2 separate regions of the Homo sapiens genome follow, and region 1 is linked to region 2. The links are chromatin loops, found by intact Hi-C in ENCODE. Cell type or tissue: heart left ventricle. All regions are shown on one strand.

What was found. Peaks named below come from ENCODE experiments on the same cell type or tissue, not always from the same donor. Only the 100,000 strongest peaks of a DNase experiment are listed, where the experiment ranks them.
Region 1: it touches region 2 in a loop (6-fold over the local background); 10 of 110 quality-filtered maps call a loop at or near these places.

The regions. Positions count from the first base shown.
Region 1 is chr11:112,652,439-112,660,438 of GRCh38, forward strand. No RefSeq gene overlaps it. Among named protein-coding and RNA genes, the nearest start is that of LINC02764, 100 kb to the left of the region's middle. In heart left ventricle, a CTCF peak has its summit at 3,099; a DNase peak (open chromatin) is centred at 3,173; H3K27ac peaks cover 1,582 bases.
Region 2 is chr11:113,109,826-113,117,825 of GRCh38, forward strand. The region is part of intron 1 of NCAM1 (neural cell adhesion molecule 1); the gene reads left to right. Among named protein-coding and RNA genes, the nearest start is that of NCAM1-AS2, 150 kb to the left of the region's middle. In heart left ventricle, a CTCF peak has its summit at 4,828 (motif pointing left); a DNase peak (open chromatin) is centred at 4,816; H3K27ac peaks cover 1,982 bases.

The DNA.
Region 1 (8,000 bases), 460 kb before region 2:
GGAAAGGCAGGACTACTTGAAGCAAGACTGGAAGACTCAAGCCGGGGAGGGAGCTTCCCAGTCACAGATAGGTGAGACGGTTGCATGCATTCTTTTGAGTTTCTGATGAGCCTTTCCAAAGGAGGCAATCGGATATCCATCTGTCTCAGTGCCCAGAGAGATAACTTTGACTAGAATGGGAGGCAGGTTTGCCCTAAGCAGTTTCCAGCTTGAGTTTTCCTTAGTGATTTTGGGGGCCCAAGATATTTTCCTTTCACAATGGTAACGAGTAAGCTCATGGCACTCATTCATATCTCCTGTCCAAGTAGATCAAAGGAGAGCCAGAGACTTCTGGGGTGAGAGAGTACTGCTCTGCCATAGGAGCCTTGGGTTTGGCCCTGGTCCTGTCTCTGAGTAGTTGTGTGATCTTGGGCAAGTCACTGTGCCCCATGGGCCTTCAGGCCAGCAGCAGAATGCAGCAGGTTGGCAGCCTGAAGCAAGTAGGGGAGGCCATCTCCTGCATCAACATGTTCACATTGTTCATTTTGTGGTTGCAATCAAATGGGATGATAGGAAGAATTCTGCTCCAGGCTCTGAGTTACAAACATTGGATGAGATGATCTCGCTTCTTACAGCTCCAGCATTCAAGAATTGAAGGACACAAACCACCCGCCACTCGGCCCTATGTTCTTCCCAGTAGAGTTAATCTTCCATGGCAATAATTACATGAGTAAAATAACATGACAACATTAACCTTTGAAAAAAGACAGATTTTATTTCTATGTCAGTGAGTCATAGACCTTTTGAGAAAGCATTTGGTGAAGCATCAAGTTACAAAGGAAGAATGAACCACTGCTAGAACCAGCCTGGACCTAATGCCAGAAGCTCCAGGGCAGGCAGTAACCTGGTTTTCTCATTAGAGTTGGGTCATGGACACTCATCTCTGCTGATCTCTCCTCCAAAGTCCATTTGTTCATTGGATGTACTGTGTACAAACACTGCACTGGACATATGTCCTTTGATAAGGAAGAATTTGGGGGTACTGGCTGCCAGGAGAGGTTCCATTTCCTAACTACATCAAACTGTCTTCAAGGCTGTCCCCAGGTCCTCTCCTCTCCTGTCCTGAATTTGGGGAGTTAAGACTTCCAGGGTCCTTTGGACAGGACTCTGACCCAGGAGACAGGCCTCATGGCAGATACTGCTGTCCTGACTTCTAACAATAGAGTGAACAGCAGGGTCGGGTCCTGGAGATGGAGACTTGCTCAGGGTGACATGGCCCCCAAAGCCCTATTCAGACCTTTCTGGCTCAGGAAACAGTCCAGACATGACAACCCTTGAGGGGGCCCAGCAGAGATATCCAGTGGGGGCTAAATCTATTTGTAGTCAGTTTTCCCAACTGCGCATTTTCATGAAGCCTGCCAGCAAGGAGTGCCTTTTAAAAATCACCTGCATATTGTGCACATGTACCCTAAAACTTAAAGTATAATAATAATAATTTAAAAAAACACCAAGAAAAAAAAATCTGTGTAAGGAAGCCTTAGTAGGTATCTCCTCTCTCACCCCAGAGTAAGGACCGAAATCAATTCTCAGGAGGGGCCATGACATCTTCCACTTCACATCCCACATTCTATACCTTTCTCCAGGCCCAAATTGACAAGAGATAGGAAGGAAGTGAAGGGGCCACTGAAGCAAGGTGGATGATCAGGTGGCAGATACCAATGCTCACCTCCTGGGCTCCTGCAGTGCTGCCATGGTCCCTGATCCAAGAGAGGGCAACACTCCACAGACAAGATATATAGGGGCACACACACAGATACATGCACACACCAACAGACATGCAGACATACATCAACACACTCAAGACACACCCAAACACACAGTCTTTGTAGTGGACACTAGGATGCACTACCCACATATGCCATTAGTAATGAGGGACTTACTTTCCCTGCTGCTGGTAGTGCCAGAAGTCAGTCCTCAGCTGAGGGAAAGGAGACTGCCTTGCCCAGGTCACATCTCTTCCAGGGAAGCTGGCATTCAGTGGCTGGTTATGGAGGTAATGAGGGCCTGGTCTCCTTGCCCAGCTCGGGACATCAAGGTCATCCTAGCTCCAGAGTTCCCATGGAGTTGGCTGAGGCCTTCCTTGGGACTACATGTTAGCTCAAGTTCTCCCTCTGTACATTCTACTTTTGTCCTTTCTCTTCCACAGGCATTGGCCCCAAAGGCACCCCCTAAAAAGGTGCTAAACTCAGTCTCAAGGTCGCTTCTCAAAGGATCAAGAGTGCAATGCAGATACACACCCATAAACAAAGACACACACAGACATACTCACACACATACACAGATACACACACACATTCCTCAAGGAAACCAAAGAGTGAGAGGTAAGAAGAGAGTTTGCCCTGTGATTACAGCTGCGTGACACAATCACTTTTATGATATGAATTTATCAGGCTTTTTCTTTCAAATGTTCACTTTTTTAAATCCAAAGTGAACATTTCATTATTATAATGAGAGAGAGAAAAAATAAAGGTATTTGGAAAACTATTAATAAAACCAGCTCTTCACAAATAACTCTCTATGCACAGGCCCTAATCCTCTAAGAACTTGTGGTTTTGCTTCAGACCTTCTACTGTCTTTGGGAAAATCTCTAGTGTCCCAGTTTATCACCACCAAAGATATGCTGCATTCTTTCCTGACCCCCCACAAATTAGACCTTGAGTTTCAAAGATCTGGTCTACTAGCTGCACTTGTTTTAAAATTGTTATTCATCAAAAACACGAGGAACAGCTGATCAAAGTTCAGAAGCGCTCCATAGAAGTAACATTCCGACCTCAAGTGGATTTTATTCCAGCCCCAAACAGATAGGGTTTCTGAAAATAAGAAGGGCTTAGGAAACCTTATTCCTGCCGTTGAGGACCTCTGGAAATCATAGATTCTATATTTTCATACCCCTGCTTCTGGGCAAGGCTTCACCCATCACACAGATGTGGATGGTCTCCTCAAGGGACCAGCAAAGTTTTGCTCTTCCTTGATGGGAAATCCTTCCTGTGTGCAGCTGGAATTTCCACCATGAAACTTCAGTCTGTTTTATTGTTTTTGTGTTTTTGCTTTGACCTCACTAGGGGTCAGCAGTCTGCTAGCACTTCATCATTGTGTCATGGACTAAGTGAGAGCACCAGGGCCTTGGAGCTCCACCAACTTGGCTCTGAGTCCTGCCGTGCTACTAACTAAGTAGACTGAATCCGACTGGGCCTCTGCCTCCTCTTCCTTAAGATGGGATAACAATTATAACAGTCCCAGCTGTTGGAGGGATCAGGGTGATTAAATGAGAAGGCATTCCATAAACTTTGTCCCTTAAGCCTTCATTTCTTGGCCTTGAGTTGCAAATTCCTTCATCCTTTTATTTTTCTCCAGTCCTTCTTCATTCTTCTTTACTGGCTTTTGATTTTGTTTCCCCAGGGCCTGACACTGCAGCAGGCACGTGGTGAGTGCACAATAATTAGGTGTTGAATGACTGAATGGACAGATAGCACCAGGAGGGGTGCTGTAGAGGAGAGGCCTGTACTGAAAGGGAGGTCACCGCGAAGGTTCAATGGTACAGAGAATTGATGAACACTTTTTCTAGAATAGGAGAAAGACATCTCCTTTGTTGCTTTCCCCTCACCAACTTGCCTCTGCTTCCATCCCTTGCTCCTTGCTACTCCTTCATTCTCCAAGTTTCTGGCCCTCAATCTGCACGTACTGTGAGTCCCAGGTCTTTTCCTCTCCCACAGATCTCGCAACTCCATTCCAGTCTTTCTGTTGCTGCCTTCCGGGCTCAGCTCCTCCCTTGCAGACCCTGGGGAATCTGGGCGCCCAGACTGCCCTCTCCCATCTATCCTCCTTGGTGCAGCAGAGCCTTCCCTCTAAAGAGCAGCGCTGTTCATCCCTCTCCTTCCCAAGCCCTCTCCTCCCCTCACATGGCACACAGAGCCCTTTAAGACTTCCTGGCTTCCACTGCCCACCACCCCACCTGCACCTCGTGTGTCCTGTTCTCCATACACATCGTGAGCTTCCACATCTCTACCCTTTTCATTTGTGTTTCCTGTGCCCCAAAGGCCCTCTCACAACCTCCTTGCCCACCTAGTTACTCCTGCTCTCCTTGAAGATTCTGACCAGCACGGTCTCACCCAAGCCCAGAGTCTGACTTAGGGGCTCCACTTCTGTGCTTCCCCAACACCCGCTGCCTCCTTCTGTCATGCCACTTGGCACTACAGCATTGTGCCTATTGGTTCTCTTATTCAGATTCTCTGCAGGGACAGTGTCTCATTTCTTAGTGTGTCCTAGCACCTAGCACAACCTCTGGTATTTAGTAGAATCTCAATAAATATGGAGCAAATGAATGACTAAATGAATGAATGATTATATGAATCCTTCTCTGCCATTGCCCTTTTTGAGGCGCCTTGGTGTGGGACAGATCCTCACCAGTCAGACAGGCCCCACTGTGTGAGGGCAGCTAGTGAGTGTGGGAAAACCACTTTGCTATACTGAATTTCTTTTCAGCTATGAGAAACCAAGAATACACCAGAGGATCTCACTTCCCTTGACTCTCTTCTTGCTGCAAAGGGTGGCTCCAGGCTTCATATCTACCACTGGTCTCTTTTCTTGGGCTGGGGTTGTAGGGTGCAGGTGATAAGCCACTGGAATTCCCACATCCTTCTCTGTTTCCCTCCTGCCTACCTCCCCTCTCCTCTCTCTCTCTCTCTCTGGACCAGTTGCCGAGTACTCAGCGTCCAGCTTGCATAACACGAATTCTGTCATCTGAGTCACTCCAATTTCTGCCTGATGACTGAAGATCATTTCAAACATTCTCTGAGCTCAATTTGCAGTGCCCAGCAGGGAGTGTATCACTGAGTCACGATGTAACATATCCCTTTCCTGAGCTTTCTGTGGAAGGCCAATTAAGCTTTTGCTCCAGAAGCCACAGAACTCCTGAGATGCACAGGAAGGACAGGCTCTGCCAGGACCGGCAGATGTCCACACCCAGGGGGGCCCACAAGACCCAGAAGAACCCTCTGCAGGCCCTGGAGGGGTCAGTAGAACCTCCAGAACTCATCTAGCCCATTGCCCTGACCTTCCTCAGCATCACAGTCATAGTTTTGGTTGCCTTCACATTCTATTAATTGAATTTTTACTTGTATCTAACCTAGATCTTTCATGCTGCAGTTGCTTTTATCTCCATATTTTCTTGTAAAAGTCACTTAGGGCAAGGCCTATCCTAGACAAAATTGTGTGCTAGGACTTTAGATGCATGATTCCCCCACTTCCCTTCTTTCTGGATGCTTTACCCTCCCCCTGTCCCTGTTCTCCATAACAAGTGCCCTTATGTTACCCAGGGACCATTTCTTTTTGGAAGAATTAATCCACTCCCATGTATTACTGATGTCATACCCATCAATCACCCCCAGGACCTATTTTCTCTGTAGAAGGGAGTACAGGGGTAATGAATTTGTGCACCTTAAAAGCTTATATTCCTAATGGTGAAAATTTAGACACTAGAGTGCCCAGGATAATTTGGAACAAAGTAGACCAGGAACACCAAGTCAAGGTCTTAGAATACTGGGGCTGGGAGAGAAGGTTGATATTATCTAGTCCCATGTCTTCTTTACACAAATGAGGAAGCTGAGGCTCAAAGAGGTCTTCACCTGGTCACTGGCAGCATCAGCATTAAAACCTAGTCTTCTGTTTCCTACTCTAGCGGTCTTTCCATTGTAAACATAGTTAACCTTTCTTGAGCACATACTATATGCAAAGTATGGTTTTAATCTTTTTACAAGTATGTATTCATTTTTTTAAATCTTCACAACCCTGTGAGGTAGGTGTTATTATCCCCATTTTACAGAAGATGTAACTGAGGCCCAGACAGATTATGTCAGTCTCTCAAGGACACAAACTGGGAGGTGGCAGAGCCTCTGCTCATACCCACAACATTCTGCTCATGCAGCCTCATCAACCGGATTTCACGAAGTTCCTTGAAGCCTTGTTGCAACGGCAATTTTCTACCATGTTCCTTTTTTTTTTTTTTTTTCTGTCAGGCATCTGTGCCTTCTCACTACTAAACATGCATCTCACATTCCCCACCCTGGCCTTAAAGGCCACCAACACCTCATTGAAAACCCTTGTTCCTCACAGGAGGTGCTGCTGATCCCTGACAGACCCGCCTGTTTGTACCCCTCTCCTGTGGTTGGTTGTCACCAGGGCTGTTATTAAAGCCAGAAATAGGATGCAGAGCTCTAGTCCTCCTCCAGACTTCTCACCCGGGAAGTTCCCACATGGCTGTGATATCATGGCATCCCCTCCCCCTCCCATGATGTCATTCCCACAGCCCAGCTCCCTCCCCTCCCCTCCCCAGATTTCCACCTGCACCCAAGCAGGAGTCACAGATCATCTCACATGACTAGGAACAGTTAAGAATGAGACCTGTGAGAAGTAGAATCTTTCTTTGGTTGGGGCCAGAAACTATTCCCTCCCATCTGCCTCTGCCCCTCCCAAGAGGATAATTCATCCTGGCTACCACATGTTAGCCCCTCATCTGCCTGGGAGTGAGGTGGGGGACTTCACATACAACTCCTTCTTCCTCTTCCCTCACCTCCTCTTCTTCACAGGACCAGAGCCAAGATCCTTCCACTCTGAAAACTCCTACACCCATGTGGCATCTCAAATCAGCTGTGTGTTTGTCTGGAGTATGTGTCTTTGTGTGTGTGTGTGTGTGTGTGTGTGTGTGTGTGTGTGTGTGTGTATGTGTATGTGTGGCTGAGCTGTAGACCTGTGGAGGACATGAAATCAGTCCATCGTTGGGAAGTTGGTTGAAAATAAACTAGGTTCCCGGGCATAGGATGGATGCTGGCACCAGCTTTAAATGGGCCTGTTGCCTTTTTCCTCACATCCAGAGCAGTGAGGCTCTGGGTGTAGTCCTGGCATCAAGATTGGGGAAGGGATGGCCACGGGCCAAGGGCTGTGTTCTATGCAAAGCATGCATATTGACTAGATTACATCTTGCAGACATGGGATGCAGAGAGCCAGATAGGACTTCTTGTTGTTCCCCAACTTTTCTTTGTTAGCATGCAGGCTCACAGCACTTTTCAAGTGTGATTCTGTGCTAGACACTGTGCTAGGAGCTAAGCATACACATAAGGGAAGAAGGGTTACAAAATTTAATCCATTACAACTCAGATATGAGAGAAAATGAGCTCTATTATCGAAAATGAATTTGGGATTCTTTCCCAGAAAAATAGGTGAAGGGTGGGGGAAAAGTAACTAAACGTCCAAACTGGTTTAGAGCTTGATCTCATCCAATAATGCCACAGCCCTTTTTGGAAATGCCAGTCTCCAAAACAAAGCTGCTCAGTCTCCCACATTATCCCTCTGTCCTCCTAGTCCTCTTACTCAGGTGGAAGAAAGAAGGAGGGGGCTTTATGTAACATCATGGTAGAGGGAGAAGTTTCAGAGTTCTCCAGCCCCTTTGGTCTACAGAGCCACACCCTTGTCCTCATGTCTGGTCTTTGTTCTGTTGGCATTTTAAGCCAAATCTGTGCCTTGTATACTTTGTGATCTAGTCTCTTTCTTTGGATTTGGTTAGAGCCCATGTCTCCCACCTTTCCAGGTGGACTCAGCCTCACTTTGGCCCTGCTGATGTTATGGGCCTCATAAAGTTGAGCCATGACTCTCATCAGGCCCAGCCTGCATGGTGGTATCCACGGCCTTGCCCCAGGTCTATGGTGGCCTGCTGTTCAAGACTCCACAGAAGGGCCCCTGGCTACTTCTAATTCTTGCCTTTGCCATGAAGCAGCCAAGGATAGTTGGGTCAGCAAAGCCCTACTTTAGGAGTTCCTTCTGCCTGTTTATGCTACAGACTCCTCCAGCCTGCCAGGTTGCTTCTAAGTCTGTCTTGTCCAATGTCAGTAAATTCTTAACGGGATGGTGTATTAGTCATGTTTTTATCAGCAGAATCGATTTTAGTGCTTGGCACATAGTAAGAGCTT
Region 2 (8,000 bases):
GACCATCTCATGCTGTTCCGGAGGCATCAGATAGTGTGGACCTGATGTTTGGGAGATCATTCCTTGGCCCCTGAGATTTCTCAGTAATGTATGATCCGTGAACATTTTACATACATACATATATACATACATATATACATGCATACATATACAGGGAGATATACATGAATGTGTGTATATATGAATTAACTGTAATTCATATGTGGTTGTAATTTGTTTTTTGGCCAAAGTGCATGGAGCTAATAGTCGTGTTTTTAATATATGTATATATTTGGCCAAAGATGGCAGGCATATTTTTAATTCAGTTGCCATTTATTATAAAAATCCTGGATCAGTTCAGTGAATTATGAACTTGTCTCAAGGATGAGGATTAGATGTTCTATTTTAATCAAAACATTTGGGAGCTTCCCAGCAGAGACAGATAGACTTACTCACTTCCTGGCATGTATTATGGCCTTGGGAAGATAAAGGTGGATCATATTTGTTTTTTCATAAACTCATTTCACCCCAGAATCTCTGACAACTGAAAACCTGGCAGAGATGAACATCTATGATTGCTTGGCCTCTTTATGCACTGATCTTAAATGTTATGCTCTGGTTTAAATTTGGCTAGCTTTATAATTGATTATCCTCATCTCCCCTAAATTCATGCCCTATTGTGGTATGAATAAAGGTTATAGGGTTTGGGTCATTCATATAGGGGGAGAGGAGAGTTAGACAAATACAAATGTATATTTTCACTAAAGGATCGCTGGGTTCTAAATAGTAAGAAAATATTGATTAAAGTTATAAGGGTGGCTGGTGTTTACTATTAATATTCCCAAGGTAATGATTTCACTGAGAAATCATAACAAAACACTAAGAACTTTATTGTGAAGAAGCAGAAGTTTTAAATTTTCTAAAACGAAATGTCTTGAATTTAGTTTTGAGATTTAAAAGTAAGCTTGTGGCCTGGTTCCATGCCCCTGACATCACTTCCCTCTGCCTATAGAGGCAGAGAGTCCTTTCCTATTGGGATAGGTCCTTTCCTATTGGGATACCTCCCAAAGCCTCAGTAATGGTAGTACTAAGAATAGCCAAATAAATAATATACACAATTCTAGTGCTAAATTTTACCAGGTCCCAGTGACCTAATGCACATCCTCATCTAATCCCTATAATGACTTTGCGAGATGGGCACTATTTTAACCCCTAGTTTAAATATGAGGACATCGAATCTAAAAGATGATAAATAACCTGCCCAGTGTCACACAACTCATAGCACAGCTGGGAGGTTTGCCTTGCTGTAGCTGATTGTCCATTACCTTTCAAGGTTTGGGTGAAGTAATATTCCACAATTTAAATATCATACACAGCATTTGTGTGTGATATTTAAACAAAGCATTTGTTTTCATCTGTGCTTTCATGGCTTTATCTACTTCCATAATGGCCTGTCACAATTAATTAAATTTTTACCTTTGTTTTTCTAAATTGCAAAAGTAATTATGTTTGTAGTAAAAAATTAGAAAATATAGATGAGCAAGATAACAAGAATAAAGAAATCATCATGATCTATAATCCCTATTCTAGGAAAAAAAAAGTGCTAATCAAAAGAATATTTACTGTCTGATTCCGTATGTATGATGTTTGAGAATAAGCAATACTACAAGGAAAGAAAACAGATCAGCAGCGTCAGGACCTGGGGTGGGAGGTCTGGACCACAGGAGGACACACAGGAACTGTTTTAGAGTAATGGAAGCGTTCTGTATCTTGATTGTCGTGTGGTTATATGACTGTATACATTTGTTGAAACTCAGGATTGTATACAAAATAGGGAATTTTACTGTATGTAAATTATTCCTCAGTAAACGTGACTGAAAATATAAGCCGATGTTAACACCTTGTTGTGTATCCCTCCACACATTTTTCTATGAATATCCATTACAAATATGTATCACATATATATATGTCTTTAAAAGAGAGACTCTGTCTTGTAACCTATTTTTTCACTCAAAAATGTATCAAAAGCATTTCTGATCAGTAATCATTCATCTCTATCATTAAAAATGAGCATGATTATTTGAATAAACGTATTCATTATTCAAATTAGCTGTTGTCTGGATTTTCTCATCGCAGATCTTATTTTTAAGCTTTATTGGCACATGTTTACTATGCGAAAAAGAAAATCTTTCTCCCAGAACATGGTTGCTTTAACTGAAAAATAATGAAGGTGGTCGGTTGCCTAAGGTAATGTCTTTGTGAACATTCTGTCTGTTGTTAGCCTGCTAGTGATTAGGTAGCTGAAGACTCCTTTTCAGTACATTTTCTTTGACCTTGAATTAGATGTAGGGCTAAGGCAGGACCAACCTGTGTAAGTGAGCAGTCACAAGAAGTTCTTTTTACCTGATGTTAGTCTTTTGTAATCTCACTTTTAAAAACAAACTTCTCTTTCTTATGTTTTGCCAGTGGAAATATTTACCATTCGAAACTTACTCTTTGGGAGTCTAATGAATGTTATTTCCTTTAAAAGGCACAATAAATATTTTCCTTCTGACCTCTAAAAGTAGATGGCAGAAAATAAAATTGATTGTTTTCCTCATAAATTTGAATAGACATATTACCTCTGTTTCAAAAATGACATCAGCTAGATGACTTCCCAGGCTAATGACAGTTTTCCTGCCAGACAGAACACTTGATTTACCATTGTCATGAAGTCACCGTGCCACCGTGTTTCCCATTCCCATTGCATGCTTGAAGAATTGTGATACTTAAGGTTTCCTATAATGAAAAATAAGAAAAAACTGGACAGGGCTCATTGTTCACCATTATGTAGAGAAAGATCTCTCCACAGCAAACATTATGAGAGTGTCTTCATTGGTCTTGCTGAACGTGGCCAGCCTTCTCTGTTCCCCACCCTGTTAACACATTCTCTGCCTCTTCTATGTGGATTTTTTTTAAGTACATATTAGTTTCATGAAGGTCTTTCTGCCTGGAGAAGTGGAATCCCCCAACTTTTGGAAAGCCTTTTAAAGTCTCCATGAGTCCAGCCAGGTGTGGTGTCTCACACCCGTAATCCCAGCACTTTGGGAGGCCGAGACAAGTGGATCATTTGAGGTCAGGAGTTCCAGACCAGCCTGGCCAACATGGTGAAACCCCGTCTCTACTAAAAATACAAAAATTAGACAGGCATGGGGGTGTGCACCTGTAATCCCAGCTACTCAGGAGACTGAGGCAGGAGAATTGCTTGAACCCAGGAGACAGAGGTTGCAGTGAGCCGATATCGCACCACACTGCATTCCAGCCTGGGGGACAGACCAAGACTCCGTCTCAAAAAAATTAAATAAAATAAAGTCTGCATGAGTCCAATTAGCTACCGTGTTTCATATCTTTTCTGTATCTAAAATTGTTATCCTCTGACCTAGTAGAAAGGGTCTAAACCTCTGCTTTCTTTTTAGATAAACCCATAGATTATTTTGGGGGGTGGTTGTGAGGTTTTTTTGCAAATTAGATGATCAGTAAGTCCCTAGCGCCATAGACTGGGCCAGATGCACTGGGCAATGTAAAGAAATAAGCAATGTCCTGCCCTATAGGAACTTGCCATTGTTCATTTGAATTTGTTGACTTTGTTTCTCTCTGGAATTATATATAATTTCCTGTTTGCTATGATCCTTACCTTAAAATAAACCTGCAGTATTATCCCATTCACTCCTTGGAATGTTCTGATTTATGACTATTCAGCAGTTCTGTCCCATCAATAGGCTCTCAGGAATGTCCTAAATTGGCAATCTGTGGACTGGTGGGTTCCATCTAGAGCCTGATAGGGTGGAACCACTAGACAAATGGAGAGTGTCTTTTGTTGTCGTTGCTTGTTTCAGCATCCCTGGAAGGATAATTTACTTTCCAAAGCTTCATTAGCTAAATGAAACTCAAGTCTTGCCTCTTTAGTTTAAGACAGGTTCTTTTAAAAAAAAAAAAATCTTGATGTGTCTTAGATAGATATTCTCTTGGATTATCTTCCCTTTTACATGATACAGGGCTTTAAAATCAACCTTGTGTTTGACACGATCAATGGATGGAGATCCAGGAAGAGGACTGGTGCTTTAGGATTTCACTTCACATTGCTGTCCTCTGCAGAGCCTTCTCTTCCAGTTGACATGCTGAGGGACTTGGAAAGGGCTAACAATCTGCTTTTAAACTAGCGATGTATTCTGATGCCCAGTGCTTCAAGCTGTTTCCCTTTTTAGGCTTAAGTTTGCCTGGAGAGGAAAGTGGAGACCTTGAATATTAAACTCTTTTTGCCTTGTGTGATTTGATGGTGGTTTTGTGGAGAATTATTTGTCCTTAGGTGGACTCTCAGCCCAGTTTGGAATGAAGTCATCATAGCCACTTGTGCCAGGCCCCAAACAACCCATATAGCTGATCTTTTCCCCGGAGTCAGAGACACAAATAGAACTGTTTCAGAGCATTGCAGAGGGGAACTCTAGAGAGGTTTGGCCGTGGCCACTCTCCTTTCTGCTTTTAAGATGAGGTGCATTGTGCTTGGACTGACTCCACATTGGTAACCAGGAGACAAGCAGCTCTAGAAGATGTTGCTCCTAGGGCATGGGGCTTCTCTGCCTAAGAAGCCTTAGGACATTTAAGCAGCAGGAAAAGAAAGGTCTGTTTTGGCTTTATCTAGCCATGTCACTGAGTATAATGACCCCACGATTTCTTCTTCTTCACATTCATTTTGATGCCAATTCTTTTTTGCTGTGCTTGGGGATTTTTGTTTTTCCTCTTCAGGCACTTCCCAGGGTTCTGCACAAGTGTCCTCTGCAGTGGGGTGGCATCCCTGCTCCCTCTGGTGGAAGGCCTGAGCCACAGTGCTCTGAGAGCACCTCACTCACTGCAGTGAAGCAAAAAATCCTGCCTAGCCTGTGTGGCGCAGCTTTCTATTTTGCAGTCATAACCTTTTACTCAGCTAGTCAACAACAGGTATTCTGTGACTGCCCAAGGCTGGAGAATCAACAGTTCCTATCTCATGGAGCTTGTATTGTAGACATGCATCAAAATTTTGTATCTGAAGTGCAAATACCAGAAATATATAAATTAAGACGAGCTCTCCTCTCCCCCACTGAAAATAAAGGAAGTCTTACTCAATTCTTGGGGGGAATTGCACCCAACTCACCAATGTTTTGTAGTAGGAAATTCAAAAATTCAGAAAAGACCGTTATAAATCTTAGGTTATTTTTCAAGAGACATAACTAATAAATAGTACCTGGGGAGGCCCCTGGACAGTCAGCACCCCCCAGCTGGTAGCATCCTGGGAGCAAGGTGGCTGTGCCTTTTGAGTTCCTGAGTTGCTGTTACTTTAGCACTTTACACATTGCCCCACCAACCAGCTGAAGTGCAGAAGGAGTGCAAAAAAAGTTACTTTAACCCAGATGTCCATCATAAAACGTACAAAACAGCTTGGAAATAGGTACTGTGTCAAGGAAGCTTTATTATGATAATATTACTAATGGAAAGACAAAAGTTGAACCAAGATATATTGCCTCCACATTCCTGGTAAAGGTTCAAAACATAAGCACAGAGTTACTAATGTGTGAGCTGTCTTTTCCCCAATTCTGTGCTAAGGAAGTGAAATTGCCATCAGTTTTAGTTTTTATAATTTCTGAGCATCCACATGAAATAGCAAGAAAGAAAATACCCTACCCTCCACCTCACTGGCAAGGGTGCCAGCAGTGTCTTTTAGATTCTGTAAGGGACACGGTGACCAGAAAGTCAGGACAAATGGATTCTACCATTAGCCAACCAACAAAATGAATTTTCAGATTGTTCTAGACATGAGAACAAAAGATCAGAGAAGCCACAACAATGAGATACCTGTTACACATGTATTCTTGGATCTCCTTCTTCCACTCTGTGGATGCTCTGAAGGAGGCTTTATTTACATGCACTAGTCGAGAAACAGTTTTTGTTGAAAACAGATAACAGTTACGAGAATCTGGCCAAGCTTAGACTCACAGATTCTGCCCAGCTAAATGGTGGGATGTCTCTTTCTTAGTTTTTAATTGTGGGAAAATACACATGACATAAAACTTGCCATCTTAACCATTTTTAACTGTAGAGTTTAGAATATGGATCTCCTTTAAGGAGGAATTAGGCTACTAACAGAATAAAAAGTTTAATTCTTTCTCTCATAAGTTTAAACTGACTTCTCTAATTCCCAAATAGACACAGGTTTACGGCAAATACAAAAATCTAGGCTTAAGGTGACAAAGCAGAAATAGATTATGCAAAAATTCATGGGAATAATAAAGGTATTCTTGTATGTAGTTGATATCTGATCACCTCCTTCGCCTAAGTGGTGAGCTTTTGACAGTAAGGGCTGTCTCATACTAATTCATATATTTGTAGCACTTAGCACAATGCGTTACTCAAAAGTACTCTAAAACTATTTGTTGCTTGAGTACTATCTATTTTTCAGTAAATAATCTTTTGTCCATTCAGGCAACTGCCCTGAAATTTTGCTGTGTTATGCCTTCATTATAGAAGGGAAAGAGAAGGGTGGTGGACTGGTAGTGCCAGGGCTCTGAGGCTGCAGTGCTTTCTCCAAGGGACCATCACAACACTGCAAAGCCGCTAGAGAAATGACAGCCCAACAGACCTGGTGGACTTTAAACAAGAGCTAAGCTAGTTCAGCTGGCACATATTTTCAAGTGACTCCAAAATAAAATGCGTATTTGCATCAAACAACTGGAATCATTTTAGCTTTGGAGTTATTTAAATTTATCGACAGGGAGAAGAGCTTCTGGCTTTTTCTATGGGTTTGTCCTGTCAAACATTAGTCTGCTCATTTCAAAGAGCAAGACTGATCAATAAGGTGCCCAAAAAGCTGCCTCCAGACAAGGCTGGCAAAGAGAGTGGTACCTCTTGTGGTTTCTGCGTGGAACCCATTGGCATTGCACATTGACATTCTTCAAGAGGCTCTTTCTATGTCCTTTCTGGCCTTTTGAAAAGGTGCCACTGTGTTTTGGGAAAGGGTCCAAAGAGTAGAATAAGATCTAGTATTATGACTGTAACCTTTTTAACAAGGTGAGATTTCATAGAAAAATGTTTATTAAAATATGCCTCTTTATGAATATCGAAGATTAAATGTTCTGTAGTTGGTGAGCTCAAGTGGGCACTCCCAGTCAAATGAATTCTATATTTTCCACCTCAAATCCTTTTGAATAAGACTGGAGTAGACATAAATTACATGTTTCTCTTTGCAAATTGGCCTTCAATATTTCATGTGCCAAGAATATGTTACAAAATTGGGGCAGCATTAATATCTTTTTCCTAATGCTCTCTAAACAGACTTTTTTTGGTATTTCATCTCATCTGCATAAGCCATTTAGTGGCCAGCAAAAACTGTTATGAGGGAGCAAACTAATACATCAGAAGCAAAACCCAAGATATATTTAGTGCTCAGATCTAAGTTATTCACAATTTAGTGTCCTTTCCACTGCAGGGGTCTTCAGACAGTGTTCTAGGAAACATGGTTTAATAATGTCATGTCCTGCCTTCAGGTAAGTTACACTGTTGTTAGTGAACAACGCCTTCCCCTCTTCTCAGCATTCAGCCTGGGGTACACAGAACCTGAATCTTCAAACTCCTACCTTCCCGTCCCCCACTAATCCCCGCAGCTCAGACCAACTATTTGTGTTGTGAAAGGTCTTATTGGCGTTTTTGCTTTAAACCTAACCAAAATGACTACAAAAATTTTGGTGACCATCCAGAAATGTCTTTGGATTGTAGACTTCAGGGATAATGAAAATTATTGATTTACTCAGCAACTTTGTACAGCTGTGTTGAGGGAAAACGAAATTGTGTATGAGAATTTAAATTGGCAAAACAACCTAAATCCTTATAAATTTCATACCACTTATAAATCTGTGAGACTTCTTAGCCTTCTTAGCCTTTTAGTTTAAAGCCAGAACAGAATATGAAGACACTGACCTATGAAAGTCAAGTAAACATGCATCTTTTTATCATCA